Linked DNA regions of Homo sapiens: region 1 is linked to region 2. Evidence: chromatin loops called from intact Hi-C (ENCODE). Cell type or tissue: PC-3. All regions are shown on one strand. Each heading gives the region's core, and the rest is flanking DNA. Links, peaks and the distances in the headings are about the cores only. Region 1 overlaps ASB4 (ankyrin repeat and SOCS box containing 4). Region 2 overlaps PDK4-AS1 (PDK4 antisense RNA 1).

Region 1 (10,249 bases), core at 870-8,869, 64 kb before region 2:
TTCTAAGTGAAGTAACTCAGGAATGGAAAGTGAAATACCATATGTTCTCACTTATAAGTGGGAGCTAAGCAATGAGGATGCAAAGACATCCAGAGTGATATAATGGACTATGGGGACTTGCAAGGGGAAGCTTGAGAGTGGGGTGAGGGATAAAAGACTACATATTGGGTACAGTGTACACTGCTCCAGTGATGGGTGCACTAAAATCTCAAAATTCACCACTAAAGAATGTATCCATGTAACCAAAAACCACCTGTACCCCCAAAACTATTGAAATCTTAAAATAGTAATAATTAACAAAGTAAAACAAGATCACACCCTGGAACAATTGGAGGATTGCTTGCTGCCCTGCATCTTAAGGCGTATTCTAGCAGCAAAGCTTGTGATGCACTGACTTGGGGCAAGTAAAACTGATGCTGAGGACAAAGGGAGAAGATGTTCCTCGCCCAGGGAAATGAAAACTTTTCTTATTCACCTTGCTTGTGCTTAAACACTTATGTTCATCTAGTGTAGAATACATGGCTACTTGTTTGTAATTTTTTTATTGGTGGAATTAAAGTAATTTTTCCTTATCTTTGAACTTTTATTTAGAGAACTTAAATAAAGCTCTTCTGTCTCCTTTCATCTTTGTGTTTACTTACCAATAAGACTCTTTTTCCTAACCCCGCTTTGACTTTTCAGCAATGACACTGAAGAACTCTACACATTTCATTGCTTTTATCAACAGTTAAAAAGAAAAAGAGAATCAGGGATTGTGCCTGTAAATAAATAATGTTTTCAAAAGAAAGTAAAGGGTAACTGTGGCCAAAACACAAATACAATGCAGCCTCTTGCTGTAAGAACAAGTGTGTTTTAATAGTAGTAAAGAAATTGTACTGAATCATTCTCCTCTGCCTCTCACCATCTCTGTCCTCCTGGGGTTTTTCATTTTCCTTCATTCTCACTGTCCACTAAACCCTGGGCAAAGCAACAGAGGAAATTACATCCTCATGACGCCTTTGTTACTTTCTTAGAAAACTTTCTGTAAATAGGATCTACTGTCTTGAAGAAAAAAACAATCTCTCTTCTGAAACTTACATGAGAGGAAGAATCTTAGATATGAGGGAAAGATCACCTATCTTGTTTTCTCTCCTTCTTAGGAACTAGACACACTTGTGTTCTATTTTTTAATCATCGAGTGTTATGTCTCTACTTTGTCCTTCCATTCTAAACCCAGTGGGTTCTGATAAAAACACAGTAGTCGAACGATGATTGTAGGGATAAGAAAAGTAACAAACCATTTGCAGTGGGTTATCAATGTTGGAAAAGACAGCTGAGTCTTACGTTTTTATTACTCATCTGATTGTTTGTGAAGAACTTACAAAGTTCTAAGTTGGTACACTTTCCAAACTTTTACAAATGAATTCAACTATTCACCCATTTTCTTTGAAACACAAACACCACAGCTAGTATCTGGAAGGAATTCCTGTTACTTTCTTTAGGAGGATAAAGTAGATGCATTACAGTTAGGTGTTTGGAGGTTTGGCTCTGATGCTCTCTGTCTGGGTCCCCTCTTTATCTGACTCATAATATAGGGAAAATGACACACCTGCTCCAGGCCTCAGTTTTTTCATTTGTAAAATGAGAATAGTCACGGTGCCTACTTCATAGGACTTTTATAGGATTGTTTTGAGGGTTAAGTTATTAACAGATTAAAACATGTAGAGCAGACCATGACACTCAGTAGCATTTTATTGGTATTAATGTCCTTGCTTTTGTCATAATCATTATATTGTAGAGATAGGCTCCCACCAGTGGAGTAGTATATCCTTAGAGTGAATCTGTAGCTGCAGGTGATACATTGTAGATTTCTATTCACTTTGGGAACTGTTGGGTGAGCTTGTACTGTGTCAGGACTTTGATGACAGCTGGGAATCCACGGGGGAACAAGACAAACCAGGTCCCTGACCTTCCTGGGCTTTTTTGAGATAGGGAGTAGGGATAGAAATTCTCCACTGAGTGGGGGATTAGTAAACATGCCAACCAATTAATTTTTGCATCTTTGTATTTTTGTAAGTAGTAAAATAGACGCAATGATCTATTTTACTATGGAAAAATTTAGTCACTTGAAAATGTATCATATACGGAGCTGATTTCGCAGCTGTTTCCATCTTCAGTGGGGGAAAGAGAAGGAGGAGATGAATTTTGTAGCAGGACATAGATTAGCAATGAGATCCCTAGCAGGGAGGGTCATTGGGTATCAGAATGAATGAGCAGAGGGTAGAATAATTTCATTCATTTATTTTTTGACATGCAAGAATTTATTCTCTTAGCTGGGTATGGTGGCACATGCCTGTAGTCCCAGCTCCTCCGGAGGCTGAGGCAGGAAAATCACTTGAGCCCACGAGTTCAAGTTTACAGTGACCTATGATCACACCACTGTATTCCAACCTGGGCAACAGAGTGAGACCTTGACTGTAAAAAAACAAAAAAAACAAAAAAAAAACCCAAAAACTTTATTCGGTATTACTACCTGTGTAGTTCTCTGATAAATGTGGGAAGAAGAAGAGGAGTGTTGTTATCAAGTCACTTTAAGATTCATTTTTAGTAGCTCAAGGTTTTGGTTTATTTGTTTTTATTTAGAAATAAGGATAAAAACTACACAGTTTTTTAAAAAAATTAGATGCTGTCTAACTGAGCCATTTGGTTCATCAGAAAGGATTTTCAAAACCTACATTTCAGTGATAAGTTGCTTTGTTCATGTTTGATCATATCTGCCATCAATGAAAAACAATGTATGCAAAAACATCCCCCAAAAGTGGTTTTTTTTTTTGTTGTTGTTTGTTTGTTTCTTTGTTTTGAGACAGAGTCTTGCTCTGTTACCCAAGCTGGAGTGCCATGGCACGATCTCGGCTCATTGCAATCTCCACCTCCCAGGTTCAAGCGATTTTCCTGCCTCAGCCTCCCAAGTAGCTGGGACTACAGGTGCCTGCCACCATGCCTGGCTAATTTTTGTATTTTTAGTAGAGGCAGGGTTTCACCATGTTGGCCAGGATGGTCTCGAACTCCTGACCTCAAATGATCCACCCACCTTGGCCTCCCAAAGTGCTGGGATTACAGGTGTGAGCCACCGCGCCTGGCCAGCAGTTGTTGTTAAAAAAGCGACACTAAGTCGTTTAAGTGAACTTAAATTTCTTCTTTACTAATTGGTTTTCTGTTTTCTCAGAAAGAGCTATGTCTCAATGATATTGGATAACCACTCTGCAAATATATGCTGAATCCAGTTATGGAAATAAAATAGCCACCTTGTATTTCTTAAAGACAGCCTGGATTAGTTTTCAGTGCTCACTAAGCAGAGAAAAATGGACAAAACAGCTATCATGCTGGGGTGTGTAAGGCAGCCTCAGATGTAGAAGGTAGGTACTGAGGTCCTTCTCAAGATCCAGGAGCCAAGACACACCTGCTGAGAGGTACAAAGGCAAACATTCACTCCTTGTCCTGTTCCAGATGTGGTGGAAGCTGAAAGTCAGTATTTGACTGACAAGTGGTGGGAACCAATATAGATTACGAATAATTTGATTCAGGAAGCAAGACATACAAAATGAGCTGCCCATTCTCTAAACAAGGATCCTCTCTCTACCCTGCTCTGGGTCTTGGCAGAATGACTTTCACAGACTGTATCAACTGACTCCCTGTCGCCTGGCTTCCTAGAGGGTTCAGTCCATGGGAAGATCGGCAGAAGATTGGGGCCCTTCCTGGCTCCCTACCTACACTTCCACAGATAGCCCTTAATTAGTTTCTTTTCAGTCACCCCTATTGAGTGTGTCCTCCATTTCCTCTAGGGATCTGACTGATGCACACACAAAAAACACTGTGACAAGTCCGTGACAGCCTGGGCGGTGGTCGGGATGGTAAGTGCTATTGGAGTCGAGGGCAGATAGAAGCCACTATGGACCACGGAAGGCAGGTGGACTTGATCTGTGACCTGAAGAGGGGTGGGGTTTAGGTAATAGTTTGGGTAACAGTAAGGCCCTGGGGTTTGGGAGGGAATTTAAAAGTGAGTATCCCTGACAAAGGGTGAGAGCTGGAGTATACACTGAGTATTCACCACTGTCAGTTAGAGTAACTTGATGCACGTAGATGAACATTTGTTGTGTGTGGGGAGCAGAGGATGAGGTTGGAAGAGCTGAGTGGGATGAAATTATGAAATGTCTCAAAGAGTGGGGAAGCACCATGGGGAATCAATGAATATTATTATCATTATAATTATACTTTTTCCAACCTTATAATTTTTATAGCAGTAACAATTATGATACAACCATGTAACATTTACAGGGTATTCATCATTTTTAGAGCACCGTCATGATGTTTAATACCAGGTAATTGCCTTTATCATTACTCTTTTCTTCCATGCCACCCCCAAATACAATTCTGATCCTTTAGATCTGAAAAAATATGTAAAAATGATACTAATTAACCCTCCCTTCTCATGTAAAACACTCCAATCATATGGAATAATTTACTCTGGAGCAACAAAGGGGATGATAGCCTTACTTTTTCTTTTTATCAAAAGCTAAAGATTTTAAAAATTGCATTAAAAAAAGAAAGAAATGTTTCTTCCAGGGCATCAGAAAATGACAGAACAGAGCAAAATTTGGAGGTCTAGGACTGCTTATACTTCTCAACATGGCAGTGTTCAAGTGCTAAATTATTCACTGAAGCACTGACGTCATTACAGTCTTTCAGGGATCCCAGGACTCCAAATACTGCTGAAGTCAGATGGACAACAAAAGGTCTCTTAGGATGATCCATCAAGGAAAACACAGGCATCAGCAAATTGTTCCTAAGCAACATCTGGTTAATTCTATGACAAAAATACAAAGAAGCTGAAAACTGTTTACTCCAACTAGCACTGCAGTGTGGCACAAAGAAAAATATATGGACTTTGGAATTCAATGGCTTGAGTTTTAATCTTGATTGTTCCATTTAATATCTTTGTGAACTTGGGTCAGTTTCTTAATTCAAGTGTCAATTTCTTTATTTAGGTAATGGTGATTAACTACTTGACATTCCAGACTCTTTGGGGGAATTTATTTATTTTTATTTATTTTATTTTATTTTTTTGAGATGGGGTCTCACTCTGTTGCTTAGGCTGGAGTGCAGTGGCACAATCTCGGCTCACTGCAACCTCCGCTTCCCAGGTTCAAGGGATTCTGTCATGTCAGCCTCCCAAGTAGCTGGGATTACAGGTGCATGCCATCACGCCCAGCTAATTTTTCTATTTTTTGATAGACAGGGGGTTTCACTATGCTGACCAGGCTGGTCTCAAACTCCTGTGATCCACCTGTCTCGGCCTTCCAAAGTGCTGGGATTACAGGCATGAGCCACTGTGCCCAGCCAGATATGACAGGGTTTCTAAGACATTTATGTGCACAGGCCAAAGATCCAGCTTTTTTTTTTTTCTTTTTATTGCATTTTAACTGCAACGATTTTCCCGTGGTACAGACTCACTCTCTGAAACAAACTGTCCCAAGCTGTTTTGTTAAGGGTTCATTGCTCCTGGCAGTTTGGCCTAAAGGAGGCACTGTAGGAGAATTTTCTCCCTGCTGTGAATCACAGCTATGGAATTACACACAGCTTTCATTTCTAAAGGCCGTCTTGAAGAAAATTAAACCAGAAAGATCAAGAAAGGTAAATAGGTATTCTATGGCACCTTTCTTTAATCTCCTGGTTACAGTTTCAAAGAATTTTGCTCTTGCCTTCATTGGAAAGAGATCTGGGTATCAGGAAATGATTTTAGAACCATAGGTTTCTGTCCTGTGGTTACATAATCTGGAAGGAAAAAAACAACATTGCAGTTAGTTTCTCTCTGTGTAGCACTGAAATAGACAATTTCATTAGTAATTCCATTCATTCAATTTCCCTTCTTTCTTTCTTCCTCCCTGTTTTTCTTTCTGTCTCTTTCATATTCTCTCCATTTCTCTCTTCCCTTATTGTTTCTTGTTCTCATTCCTGGGTGTGGTTTTGTTTTTGTTTTTGTTTTGCTTCTTCGTGGCTAGGATCTCAGTGTGAGCATGTACTTATGTAGAGTAAATGTTGATATATTCTTAGGGTCTGTCAACAACTGGCAAGAATAGCATTTGTTGTCTTTCTAGCAATAGATTGCAGGTGAGAGATCAGGACCAAGCTAGGATTAAAAACTACCAAAGAGACAGGAGAAAAGCCTCCAAAATGAGATATGCATGTTTCTGCCCATCCCAGGCAATGCCAGAGAAGCCTAATCATGCCATCTGAGTCACAGGTGTCCCATGCACTTTTGCACATAGTCAGACATCTCCACCGGTATGGTCACAGAGTTGCTCCCTTCTGGAAAATCATAAAAGAATTAGTTATTGAGATAATATAGCTGAATAGGTAGCCATACAGAGTAATGCATAGAATCAGACATGCCAGAGTTGGAACTCCTCCCTGTCACTTAATATTTTCTGAGGCCCAGTTCCCACCTTTGTAACTAGGAGCAATAATTGTTTAGTACAATGTCAGGCACCTGGTTAACTTTTAATAAATTGCAATTATTATTATAGTCCCACCCTGCTTGAATTCTAGATTTCTGTAAGTGACTGACTTGTAGACCCTGCACATTCCACAAATGGTTAGACACACACATATCTAACAAAAATATGTGAGCATATGAATAGATATTCAGTGATATTCCAGTTGCAGCCCACTGAAGGAAATCTGCCCATTTGTAGACATGGGCCGCATCTAAATAAATTAATATGGGCCCTCTTTCAATGTGTAGATATTTGATTTAGTTTCCAATGATTCTTAAATATTTTTTTTTCTGCGTTGGAGCAAGGTTGACTCATTGAACATATGCTGTGTCTGTATCTTATTTTGATATTATGTGGTGCTTGAATTTGAGCTCTTCAGGGATGGCAAAAGTGGGGTGTGTTATTTTTTACACCTACGGCAGACAATAATAACCAACCAAAATATTCTCTCCTTTTGAGCCCAGACTCAGCCGCAGAGTTCTTCTCAGTACAGTGTAAGGACTGTTACTTCCAATTGCTTAGAGTTGATAGGCAAGGTGAAATACATTTGTCATCCTTGGATTTCATTCTCAATCCTCTCACAGGCTCTTGGTCTCGAATTGTATAAATAAAAAGCTGGATGGAGTTAGAAGGCAGGGCTGCCGGCACAGGATTTCACTTTTGGTTTTCTTTGGTCAGGAGAAGCATAGAATTTTGCCATTTATTCAACAAATATTTATTGAGCTGGACTCTGTACCTGCTGTGGATTCAAAGGTGAATAATGGCAAAGTCTTGGCCTTCATTGGGAAACTGATGAGTCTGCACATTCAGATACCTGGGGTGCTTTCAAAAATACCACTCCAATTTCCCACGTCCCCTTTTAAAAGCTTTAATAGGCGAATTAGGTTAAGTACCTCACTTATACTATGTTGTAAATGCCTGTCTGCCAGTCTCTACCACCAGGCTGTAACCTCCTTAAAAGAAGGAACTGTAATCTCTTCAGTTTTTTAAAAGATTAAGGTAAAATTTACCAATAGTGAAATACACAACTTTAAAATGGATAATTGTATGAATGATTACAAGTGTATATACCCTTATAATCAACACTTTAGTCAAGGTAAACAATACATTTATTACCCCAGAATATCTTCATGTATTCTTTTGTCTCTTTCTAGTAAATTCCTATCTCCCACAGGCAACCACTGTACTGTTTCTATCACCATGGGTTAGGTTTACTTGGTTTTGAACTTCACAAAAACAGAATTATACAGCATATATTCTTATGTGTTTGGCTTCATTCTCGTAACATAATATTTTGGAGATTCATCCATATTTTGCATATATTAGTAGTTTATACTTCTTTATTGCTTAATCGTGTTCCATCCTGTGAATATACCAAAATAAATATTTATGCATTCTCCTAGCGATGAAGATTTGGGTTATTTCCAGCTTAGGGTAATAATAGATGTGAGGGTTAGTTTTGTGTGTTAACTTGGCTAGGCTATGTGTATCCAGATATTTGGTTAAACATCAGTTTAGATGTTGCTGTGGAAATATTTTTTAGAAGTAATAAACATTTAAGTTAATAGGTTTTGAGTAAAGCAGATCACTCTCCATAATATGGGGTTTGTTCTCATCCCATCGGTTGAATGCCTTACAAGAAAAAGACTGAGGTCCCCTGAGAAAGTGGGAATTCTGCCTCCAGATTGTCTTCAGATTCATGACTGAAACATTAACTCTTCCCTGGGTCTCCAGCCTGCTGGCTTCCCCTGCAGATTTCAAACTTGTTAGTCCCTATAATCATCTGAGCCAATCTCTTAACATATTTTTTATCTCTCTTTCTATGTATATATAACCTACGGGTTCTGTTTCTTTGGAGAGTCTTGACTAATACAATGGATGAATATGCTGTAAACACTCTTGTTCAAATCTTTTTTGTGGGCATGTTTCCATTTCCCTTGGGCAAATATCTAGAAGTGAAATTCAAGGTCAGCCACTTTAATTTTACAAGAAAGTACCAAACTGTTTTCCAAAGTGATGTACATGTTTGCATTTCTACCAGCAATATGAGAGTTCCGGTTGCTGTCATTCTTGTCAATAGTTGGTGATGTAAGTCTTTTTAATTTTAGCCATTCTGATAGGTAAATAGTGATAAGTCTCTGTACTTTTCATTTGTATTTCTCTGAGGGCTAATGATGTTAAACAGCTTTTCACTTGCTTATTTGCTATTTGTGTATCTTCTTTGGTGAACTGTCTGTTGGAATAGTTTGTCATTTGTTCCCTTTGTATCTCAACTCCTAGCATTTAATAGTCACTCAGTGTATACTGTTTTAAGAATGAATGAATGTTATATTGTCCATCAGTGATTATTCCAAAATGATTACTAAACTTTTGTGTTATTATTTGTAATGCTTATAAAGTACTCAGCAATGGTACCTAACACATAGTCAACACCCCACAGTTGGTAGCTATTAGTGCCATCCCTATTTTGACTATGAGGAAATGAGGACTAGAAAAGTTATGTTAATCAAGGTCTAGTTACTAATTATCAAAATTGCTGCTGAAATCTGGACTTCTCAAATCTGTATTTCATGTTTTGAGTTTTTTGTTACCAGTAGCTTGACTAAGTATTAGATTAAGCATTAACTGTGTTGCTTCATTCATTTTTTAACTCTTATTTATAGCAAACCTGACATGGAAAATATAATGATGCTAATTCCTTTACATGCTTTAATTTATTTAATTCTTACTATAACCCTATGAGGAAAATACTATTATTTTTATTTTATGGACGATTAAACTGTAGTATAGACAGATTATGCAATTGCCTAGGATCTCACAGGTAATTAAAGGTAGAGGCAGGATTCAAACTCAATCACTTGCATACCAATGCCTGTGTGTTTTGCTTTGTTTTAAAACCATTATGCTATCCTGTTTCTTATGACAAAATTAATTTTGGACATGTTGATTTTGAGGGGCTTATGGGATAGCAGGATGGGGATGTCCAGTAAATCCCTGACACTTAGGAGAGAGTTACGGGAGGATGGGGATATAGAAAGAGAGTGCACTTGATAACTACAGTGCTAGACCATATTAAGAAAGTGGTTAAAGTGCCTGAAATATTGGAAGATGGAGGAATTTCACTAGATTCCATTCCAGAAAGTTCCATAGGAGACTCCATTTTTTTTTTTTTGAGATGGAGTCTCGCCCTGTCGCCCAGGCTGCAGTGCAGTGGTGCGATCTCCACTCACTGCAAGCTCCGCCTCCCGGGTTCACCCCATTCTCCTGCCTCAGCCTCCCTAGTAGCTGGGACTACAGGTGCCCGCCATCACGCCCGGCTAATTTTTTTGTATTTTTAGTAGAGACAGGGTTTCACCGTGTTCGCCAGGATGGTCTCGATCTCCTGACTTCGTGATCCGCCCGCCTTGGGCTCCCAAAGTGCTGGGATTATAGGCGTGAGCCACCGCGCCCGGCCGAGACTCCATTTTTAAAATGGATTTACGTTGTTCACAAGAACAGGTCTGTAATGATGAAATCTTACAGTCTGTTTTTAAGATACTCTAAAATATTTTGGTTGCTGTTTGTTATTAGACTCTGACAGGTGGACCTAGGTTGCCTGCCCAGAGGGTCTAGGAGCTCACAATTTCTCTAAAGACCCCTTTTCTGTTTACTGGAAACCCTAGGAGCTTCCTTAGGGGCTTGTCAGGCCAAGCTGACTAATCCTTCCTTCTGCTCAA
Region 2 (10,249 bases), core at 1,051-9,050:
CAAGAGTTCAAGACCAGCATGGCCAAGATGGTGAAACTCCGTCTCTACTAAAAATACACAAATTAGCTGGGCGTGGTGGCACCCGCCTATAATCCCAGCTACTCGGGAGGCTGAGGCAGAGAATTGCTTAAACCCAGGGGGCAGAGGTTGCAGTGAGCCAAGATCACACCGCTGCACTCCAGCCTGGGTGACAGAGCGAGACTCTGTCTAAAAAAAAAAAAAAAAATTCTACATATAGAGAGTGGTTACAAATTTCAATCCATAAGTGTCAAGTGTACATGTGTTGATATTTTCTTTTCTTTTGATTTCCTGTAAGTCAGTATAATGTCTATTAAAGGCCTTTTGGTTAATGTGGGATTTTACTGTTCTTTTCCCCTGGAGTGGCATCTATTTTCCCAGGAGTGTATATAGGCCCAAGTTATCAGGGAAAGTAGACAAGTAGCCATGCTAGCTTCCATCGAGATGATTCCTATCAAATCTAGTCCTAGATTATTGGTTCGTGCAGATTGCCACTCCATCAGGTCTCATTCCCATCCAAAAGACCCATTTGCGCCTGGCTCTCTTTGTGGCCTCTGGTTATTCTTGGATCCAAGGACAGCATTCCATTTTTCTGTACCTGAAATATACTGAACCATAGTCTCATACCCCATCTACCTTAGTGCCCCCTCTGTTGGGACTGTAATACATTGGACTACAGGAAACTCTACAAGGCTGTCACAGGCCTGTCTGCCTAAATCCTTCATGAGGCCATTTCTATTCCTGCTATTTTCTAAGGTCTTGGCATAGGGAATGAGTCTCAAAAGTGTAGTCCTTGAGGGGATTTGTAGCATAGTGAAACTACAATAAATCACATCAGGTTTCTCACTATTGCCTCTTGAACTAGAAGAGACTCTCTTGTTATAGGGGTGCAGAAGAGAATAAAAACTGGAGGAGACTTGACAGTAGCCCAGATGAGCCCCAAAAGGGGGTTAGTGGGTGCATCACAGAAACCATATACAGGTTTTGTGGATCTGAGAAAAAGGAAAACCTACATCTCAATTCCTCAGTAAAGCAGATTTCTCAAAACTTGTATAAGTATTTTTGGCTCCTTCTGTGAGTCATGGTCCAGTTGCCCAAATTGGGGAGAGGATCTTGAGATTATTAGAAATATTGGTGGAAAACACACGTGGTTAATATTTTAAATATTATATGCACAAACATATATACAAATCTATGCATAAGGAAAATGTATCAGATTATCCATAGTGGTTAATTTTGGGCAATGGAATTACCAGTATTTATATTTGCATTTGAAATGAGTTTTCAAATGATAAGCCATGAAATATGTGTTACTTCTTAATTGTAAAGAAAATAAATGTTATTCCAAAAGTTGAAATGAAAATAGATGTAGCAAGAGAACAGACAGAGGAAGTTGCCAAATATCTGTCCAAAATAGGCTTTTCACTGACTTGGAAGGCAAAATTGGGACCAGGAAATGGGTCAGCAGCCCTCCTGCCTTCTATTTCTTTTTTTATTTTTTTTAATGATACTTTAAGTTCTAGGGTACATGTGCACAATGTGCAGGTTTGTTACATATGTATACATGTGCCATGTTGGTGTGCCGCACCCATTAACTCGTCATTTACATTAGGTATTTCTCCTAATGCTATCCCTTCCCCCTCCTCCCAACCCACGACAAGCCCTGGTGTGTGATGTTCTCCACCCTGTGTCCAAGTGTTCTCATTGTTCACTTCCCAACTATGAGCAAGAACATGCGGTGTTTGGTTTTCTGTCCTTGCAATAGTTTGCTCAGAATGATGGTTTCCGGCTTCATCCATGTCCCTACAAAGGAAATGAACTCATCCTTTTTTATGGCTGCATAGTATTCCATGGTGTATATGTGCCACATTTTCTTAATCCAGTCTATCATTGATGGACATTTGGGTTGGTTCCAAGTCTTTGCTACTGTGAATAGTGCCTCAATAAACATGTGTGCATGTGTCTTTATAGTAGCATGATTCATAATCCTTTGGGTATATACCCAGTAATGGGATGGCTGGGTCAAGTGGTATTTCTAGTTCTAGATCCTTGAGGAATTGCTGAGAAGTGACAGTATGCTGGCAGCCCTCACTTGCTCTCAGTGCTTCCTCGGCCTGGGCGCCCACTCTGGCCGTGCTTGAGAAGCCCTTCAGCCTGCTGCTGCACTATGGGAGCCCCTCTCTGGGCTGGCCGAGGTCGGAGCCAGCTCCCTCTGCTTGCAGGGAGGTGTGGAGGGAGAGGCACAGGCGGGAACCGGGGCTGCACGCAACTCTCATGGGCCAGCATGAGTTCTGAGTGGACGTGGGCACGGTGGGCCCCGCACTCGGAGCAGCCGGCTCGTGCTGCCAGCCCCGGGCAGTGAGGGGCTTAGCACCTAGGCCAGCAGCTGCAGAAGGTGCGCTGGGTCCCCTGACAAGCGCCACCCCCTGCTCCACAGCACCCGGTCCCATCGACCGCCCAAGGACTGAGGAGTGTGGGCACATGGCGTGGGACTGGCAGGCAGCTCTGACTGCAGCCCCCATGTGGGATCCACTAGGTGAAGCCAGCTGGGCTCCTGAGTCTAGTGGGGACTTGGAGAACCTTTATGTCTAGCTAAGGGATTGTAGATACACCAATCAGCACTCTGTGTATAGCTCAAGGTTTGTGAATGCACCAATCAGCACTCTGTATCTGGCTAATCTGGTGGGGATTTGGAGAACCCTTATGTCTAGATAACGGATTGTAAATACACCAATCAGCACCCTGTGTCTAGCTCAAGGTTTGTAAATGCACCAATCAGTGTTCTGTGTCTAGCTAATCTAGTGGGGACTTGGAGAACTTCTGTGTCTAGCTCAGAGATTGTAAATGCACCAATCAGCACCCTGTCAAAACGGACCAATCAGCTCTCTGTAAAATGGATCAATCAGCAGGATGTGGGTGGAGCCAGATAAGGGAATAAAAGCAGGCTGCCTGAGCTGGCAGTGGCAACCTGTTCGTGGAAGCTTTGTTCTTTTGCTCTTTGCAATAAATCTTGCTGCTGCTCACTCTTTGGGTCCGCACTGCCTTTATGAGCTGTAATACTCACCGCGAAGGTCTGCAGGTTCACTCCTGAGGCCAGCGAGACCACGAACCCAGAGAGAGGAATGAACAACTCCAGACAGGAGGAACGAACAACTCCAGAAGCGCCGCCTTAAGAGCTGTAACACTCACCGCGAAGGTCTGCAGCTTCACTCCTGAAGCCAGCGAGACCACGAACCCACCAGAAGGAAGAAACTCCAAACATGTCCGAACATCAGAAGGAACAAACTCCAGACACATCACCTTTATGAACTGTAACACTCACCGCAAGGGTCTGCGGCTTCGTTCTTTAAGTCAGTGAGACAAAGAACCCACCAATTCCAGACACATCGCCATACTGTTTTCCACAATGGTTAAACTAGTTTACACTCCCACCAAAAGTGTAAAAGTGTTCCTATTTCTCCACATCCTCTCCAGCACCTGTCATTTCCTTACTTCTTAATGATTGCCATTCTAACTGGTGTGAGATGGTATCTCATTGTGGTTTTGATTTGCATTTCTCTGATGGCCAGTGATGGTGAGCATTTTTTCATGTGTCTGTTGGCTGCATAAATGTCTCCTTTTGAGAAGTGTCTGTTCATATCCTTTGCCCACTTTTTGATGGGGTTGTTTGATTTTTTTCTTGTAAATTTGTTTAAGTTCTTTGTAGATTCTGCATATTAGCCCTTTGTCAGATGGGTAGATTGCAAAAATTTCCCCCTATTCTGTAGGTTATCTGTTCACTCTGATGGTAGAGAAGACCTTAAATGACCTGATGGAGCTGAAAACCATGGCGAGAACTTCCTGCCTTCGATTTCTCACAAGCTCGGGCATACCACGAGGCTTGGAGACTCAAAACCTGAAGAGCCTGCAATCAGATTTCTCCCTTACTATTCCTGCTCATTGTCTTCTGTGGACTAATACTGAACATGAAACTTTGCTTACAGTTTTGTGGCCTGTTCCTTTCCTCTGATTGCTGATCATTGCATGAATTTCCTGAGATTATCACTGAATAGGACCTTTCTTTTTCCTGTATCCTCTACTACACACACTGAGTTCAAATAGAATTATTTTACTTGGAAAACTCCAGGTTTTGCTAAGTTCCAGCCTTGGTTTGTGTAGCACTGGTTGGCTGCCTTAGACTAATTTTTTGGGGGTGTCAGATAGTAAAAGGAGCACAATCAAGCACCAGGTCATCTGAAAGACAAATTTTAGACGTCACTTTCTTTTGTGATTTTGTTGCTTAACCCAGTGCAGGGGCAGTCAAAGCTGTATCACCATTGCATTCACTGTCTAGGTAAAAATGGGAAAATTCAGTCAGTTATACTAATATTCCTTACTACTTGCAATTTATGTTCACTGGCCTATTGGTATGAGCAATGCATTGTACATTACATATTTGGCAGTAAAAGGACAGATACCCAGATGTCATACTAAAATTTCTGCATTTGTTTGAAAATACTAGTTTAAGCAATTACATGTTATGCAAGTGGTTAGTCCTTCCCTCTCCAGCTTGGCTGCCACCAGTAATAATGGATCATAACATCTTCTCCTGTGTGATCTGATGCGGCCTTGGGATTCGTCCCAACGCAGGACTCCAGAGATCAGTGGATCAGTGAATTATGTTTGGGAGATGCAACCCCTGTTGTTACTGGGCTGGGGGCCCAAGCAGCTGCTGGTGGGGTGTTCTGCCCTGCAGCAGCACCCTACCTCCACCCTCCCCTTTACATTTAGAAGAACTGTCCTTTAGTGAGACTGTCAATGGAAAACATGAAAATCATTCATTTAATCCAACATTTTCAATCGCAGAGGAAAAACAAGCAGAAGAGTTAAGTCACCAGAGTCATACAGCTGGTAGGAAAAATGGGTTCTCTAAATCTCAGTTTAAACAGAAATCCTTGTCACACTCTTCTGGGGATTGAGAAGCGTAAGATTTTTTTTTTTTTTTTTAATTGCCTTTCTGAAACTTTAGAAGAATACCTATTTGCCCTGTTGGCCAAAACCAGGCAACTGTGTGAAACAGTTGAATGCTAAAACAAACTAAACAGATGCTGGAAACTCAACCGTTTGTTTCTTGAACAAAATTGATTTTACCTGATGTCCTCTTGAGCTCAGTTAGACTTTGCCAGAGAGAAAACGAGACTGTCTGCAACTTTAACAATAATCACACAGACACATACTTCTTTCCCCCTTTAGTTTCCCATTTTGAAAATAACTCGAGGGCCTGACAAATGCTGAGTTTGGGCAACATGGCTGTGTTCTTGATTGAGGAAAGCAGGCCTGCCTGACCGTGTTTCAACAGTCAGTGCAGAATCTCAAAAGGAAGTACAAATAGGAAGGGTTAAGGGTCCTCTTTTTTTGTTCTTTATTCCACCCGTTGCACACTAGGGTTCTCTCACTTCTTCTTTCAAATAGGCTTCTCAAAATGCACTGTGTATTGGAGCAAAGGGAGTGAGGGATTGTTTATTTTTATTTTTAAATAAGAAATGAAACCTATAAATTAATGCCCTAGGGAAAAAAGAAAGTTACTTTCTGCTATGCACAATTTTTACCAACATTGTGTTGGAAGGAAGAAGCAGCTGGCCTGCGGAAGCTAAGCAGATGCTGGGGCTCTCTCGAGCAGGCTAAGTTGGTGAAAGGTCAGTCCCACACCCACAGCCTGGGCGGGACTGCCTGGCTGCAGAGTCAACAAGGGGAAGTTTAGTAGGTGAAGGGTCACTGCTGCCGAGCAGCAATAACTTTCCATGCCTCAGCTCCCAGGCATCTAGTTTCTGTTCATGGAAATAGAGCTCACTAGGGGAAAGGTCGGGGAGACCAAGGCGTCTCTATCATAGCCCTGATCTGACACTGTGTTCTTGCATGAGGCTCAGCTACTCACTGTGTTCTTGCGTGAGTCTCCTGGCTGTTAGGAATTCTGCTGCTCAAGTGGAAAAAACAGATTGCAAAGTACTTCATAGATCACCCTGTACTGAGTATGGCAAACTGATCAACAGCCTACTTACTGCTACATTTATATTATTTAAAATAACTGCCAGGTGAGATTCTTTTCAAAAGTGTATTTCAATAAAGAAACCTGTAGGTTTTCTTATCAATTGCTCTAGAGCAATGATTCCTAATCTTCAGGTAGTTTAATTTGCAACATTGCTGTGAAATCTTTAAAACATGGTGTTTGAAATGACTCCAGGTCAGCAGAGAACTTCTCCATGTTCTAGACAAGTGCTTTTTAGATTGTGGGTTGTAACTAATTAGTGGATCATGAAATCAGTTTAATGAGTCACGAACAGCATTAAAATGAAATAGAATCAAGGGAAAAAAGCATCTTTGTGGTAAGGGCAGTTTTTTTTTTTTTTTTTTTTTTGGTGTCAAATTTTTGTTTCAGGTCTATCTGAATGATGATGTAAGAAGACCACTGTTCTAGATTTTAAGAACAAAAGCTTTGCTGCCTTGAACCCCCAAATAATTGCTCAAATTCAAACTGGTTGTTAGCTTTTTTAAAAGCTCAGCTGATTCCGCAGGATGTTGTGGCTGTGAACTGGGAAGCCTGCCATGCTATTATTTTGAAAAGTGCTGTGCAAACAGTGTTCCTCTCAGATGGTTTCCAGAGTTAGTTCCTTACAAGCATTTCCTCTTGAAACATCGGGAATCTAAATAAAGGTAAATAAATTCCATTTACCAACCCCCAAAGGTAAATTAATTCAAGCAAGAAAGACTTTGGTTGCTCACAAGGCTGGATGAAAACGTGTTTGGTGTAAACTTCATTCAAAGAAAACTGAGCTAGCTAAGAAGGAGCTGTGATAGCCTCTCTTAACTTTGGGATTATGGGGTGGTAAACAGGCTGTCATGAAAATGTCTAGAATCAGCTAGATGGTAGGATTTGTGCTCTGAGAGGATGGGGCATTCCCACTGGAGCAGCTGAGCAACAGCATAGAGGACCATTAAGTTATTATAAGAGAAAGAACCCAGAAATTGTATGGAGAGGACAGTAATGGTGCATGGCTTTAATTTTTGGATGGCCTATTTTTCCCTGTCCTTTCTTCTTCTTTCTTATTTTTCTTTTGATTTTCTTTTAAGTGAGTGCTTCTGAGTTATGCTAATCCTTCCTTGGCTGCTAACGGATATGGTATTTCAGGATGCAATTGGAAAATCTATACCCTACATCAATTTGAAAGGAGATAGGAGGCCATAGAAATATTAGACATATTTAGGACGTCTCTGAATGACTGAGATTTCTACATTTTATCTCAATATTTTGACACAGCCTTTAAGGAAACTCATATTTTTCTTTTGCCTCTACATTGAGGAAGAATAATTAATATAATGTACTCTATCTTTCAGAGAAAGGTGTCTAATGGTCTAGTCTACCAACTTCACTATGCTGATTTATGAAAGAATTGCTGAAACCCAGTGAATAATAGCATTTGCCCTTCTTTCTCAAAAAAGCAGCATTTGCTTTCTTCTGGCAAGGAATAATTAAGCTAATTTCTCCATGAACCTTGGAAAAAGTGGCAACGAATAATGGATTTGTCCCTCAAAGAACATTTCAAGCAAACATCTTATCAGCTACAAATTCATTTGAGGCAGTTCCAGGTCAGCCACAGGCAATTTTTCTCATTAAAATACTGTTTAAACTGTTGTATCCAGATGACACAGGAGACATATCAGACAAACAACACCTGCAAGAAGAATTGGTGAAGTATTGACTTTTCATCAATCAAAAAGTTTACTAAGCAGATGAAAATAATTTGCCTTCACAGTGACATTTTCCTGACGTCTTGCTAGTACTTAAAGGCATTGTTTTTTCTTTAACACCCAAACTTTAATTACCAGAAAAGGTTAGCATCAAAACAAAGGACATGTTGGTAATTTAGAGGCCATATCAGAAAAATAAATTCATTTTGGTTTGAATGAATTTTTTGTCTTGTCTCCTTCTCCCCCTTTGGCCACATCCCCCTCCCCCACATGACCACGCTTTCCTGTGTTCATGGTCATTCTGTTAACAATGTATAGATTTGGAGATTTCTTTCTAGTTTTATAAGTTTTTCTAAGTTTTATACGTCTTATCACTAAGTGCAACTATTCAGTTTAAAAAAAGAAGGAGTATTTTGTAGCAGAGAAGTATGAGTTGAGGACGTAGGAATCCTGTTTTACATTTCTTTTGCTATTTACTCACTGAAAGCCCTTGGGGGAAAATTATTTCATCTCCCTACATCTCAGCTTCCATACTGACAAAAATTTTATTGTTCTAGATGACCTCTAGGGTGCATTCCACTTTTCAAATCTCCTTGGTTGCTCATTATTGATTTTAAAATTCTCACAGAATGAGTCTGAATAATTGTTGCATTTCCCTTATTGAGGAAGTATCTTTGATTAGAGTTCATTTAGCATAAACTCCTTCTCCAAGTGGGACATCCTTACAGCATCCCAAACCAACAACCCTCTCATTGCTGCTGGGATACTTCAGTTGGCACAGTGCTCCCTGACTAGTAAGGAACTTTATTTCCTCCTGGTGCAGAAAGAATTGTTATTATTTCTTTATGCTAAAACATTGACTTCACTCTGCCTGTCTCATTTTTTTCTAGTTCTGCTCTCTGGAAGAACTTGAATTTAACCCCTTGTAGTTTCTTCATCTAACATTCAGTAATTTTGGCTATCTCATAGCCAAACTTCTAGCTTCCAAGTTGTGCCTTGATTTCCTTTTGGGAACACCCCTGTTGTGTTTTGTCTTGGAAGAGGAAGTGTTTACCTCCCATAAAAGACACTGGGATCTCTCTTTTCTTCATTCCCTCCTATAGCCAGGGCCAGACACCCGACCTGATCCAACTCCTTGATCAGATTTGAATTTTAAGTGAGTGCTGCAACTGCAAGAACCTGAGGGCAGGTCTGGTCATTCATCACTAGTGACATTGGAGGAAGGTAGTGGTGGGGACCATACGGCTCCTGTTTGTGGCCCTGCTGGGCTTCTGCCTGCCCTGTCTCAGAGTTCCCTTCATCTTTGCTAAGCCTTATCCACCCGCCACTTGTGGATTTTGTGAATAAATTTCCCATTTGAATAAGATAGCTCTAGTTAGGTACAACCACAGCTTTAAAAAATAGGCCTAGAAGCTGGCAATTAAGATGCTTGAATTACATTCCATGAAATTTCTCCCACATATTTGGAGGCCAGTACCATTATGCCTGTGTATTCTTTTCTCCAAACTTTTCACCCACTTCCTTTAATATCATCCCCAGACCTTCCAGCATCTTGTAGATTTACAATGGTACTTAGCTACATTCTCTTTCTTCTCTGTTTTTGACATGATTCTCTTAATAGTGTAGACTAGAGTTGAACTGGCTTTTGATGCAGCAACATTATACTTTTGGTTGAGTTTATTGTCAACTAAAACTCCAATGCCTGGTTCTCCCTGTCCCTCAAAAAACATATACACTTAAGTAATTGATTTTTCAAGGCCAATAAAAGTTTTTTATATCTCATTAATCTTGCCTGTCCAGATATTAATGAATTCAAATTCATATTGACCAACTTTGTTTTCAAAACTAGTTTGCGTTATCTGAAAATTTGACAATTCCGTTTTTGCCATTTGAACAAGTTGTTTTTAAGGATAGAACAAACCATAGAAAACTGTTTCTGGAAGAAAATGTAATAGAATACCAGTTTTGTAAAATGCTGCTGAAAAAATAATACCATGCTCAAATACATGTGAAAAATGCTGCATACTAAATCAGCCTTTTTGAGACTTAAAATATACATTGATGATTAAAAACAAGTAGAATTGAGTTGGAAACTTCCCTCCAGATTGACATTCATAAACTAATTTAGAATTTCCCAAACTGTGTTCTACTAGGCACTCCTTGATGAAATAAGTAAGAAAGCTTGTCAAGAGCCATCACTCTTGCTCATGGGACAAGAGAAGGCACTGACCTGTGCCCACCAGCACCCCATCACTGAGCCAACACCACCTTCAGGAAGACAGTCTCCAGCAGGGCTTCCCCCAATTCCCCTAGCTGCTTTGCCTCTGCTACTCCGGTAAGCACCTGCAGGGAGGCAGGCACCCCAGCACCCACTAGCATTCTGCAACAGCTGTTGCACCTTGGCTCCCCCAGTACAGTGGATTCCAAACCTCAAGGAGTCAAAGAACAGATGGGGCCCAATACAAATTCCCCAGAATTACAACATGCCGTCCAGGAGTTGAGAGCT

Evidence for each region. Hi-C counts contacts between places; a loop is a spot of excess contacts. Peaks named below come from ENCODE experiments on the same cell type or tissue, not always from the same donor. Only the 100,000 strongest peaks of a DNase experiment are listed, where the experiment ranks them.
Region 1: a loop joins it to region 2, with 5 times the contacts of the local background. A loop is called at or near these places in 68 of 110 quality-filtered maps.

What each region holds. Positions count from the first base shown.
Region 1 is chr7:95,539,610-95,549,858 of GRCh38, forward strand. It overlaps ASB4 (ankyrin repeat and SOCS box containing 4), which reads left to right. Exons shown (of 5, transcript NM_016116.3): 5 at 1-624. Among named protein-coding and RNA genes, the nearest start is that of PDK4, 52 kb to the right of the region's middle. In PC-3, for the core only: a CTCF peak has its summit at 5,559; a DNase peak (open chromatin) is centred at 5,562; H3K4me3 peaks cover 735 bases; H3K27me3 peaks cover 1,490 bases.
Region 2 is chr7:95,603,155-95,613,403 of GRCh38, forward strand. It overlaps PDK4-AS1 (PDK4 antisense RNA 1), which reads left to right. Exons shown (of 3, transcript XR_001745287.3): 2 at 3,786-6,708; 3 at 7,390-7,963. Among named protein-coding and RNA genes, the nearest start is that of PDK4-AS1, 12 kb to the left of the region's middle. RefSeq lists enhancers at 4,156-7,992, 5,248-6,447. In PC-3, for the core only: no CTCF peak of the experiment used is centred there; DNase peaks (open chromatin) are centred at 5,797 and 6,617; H3K4me3 peaks cover 1,726 bases; H3K27ac peaks cover 1,825 bases.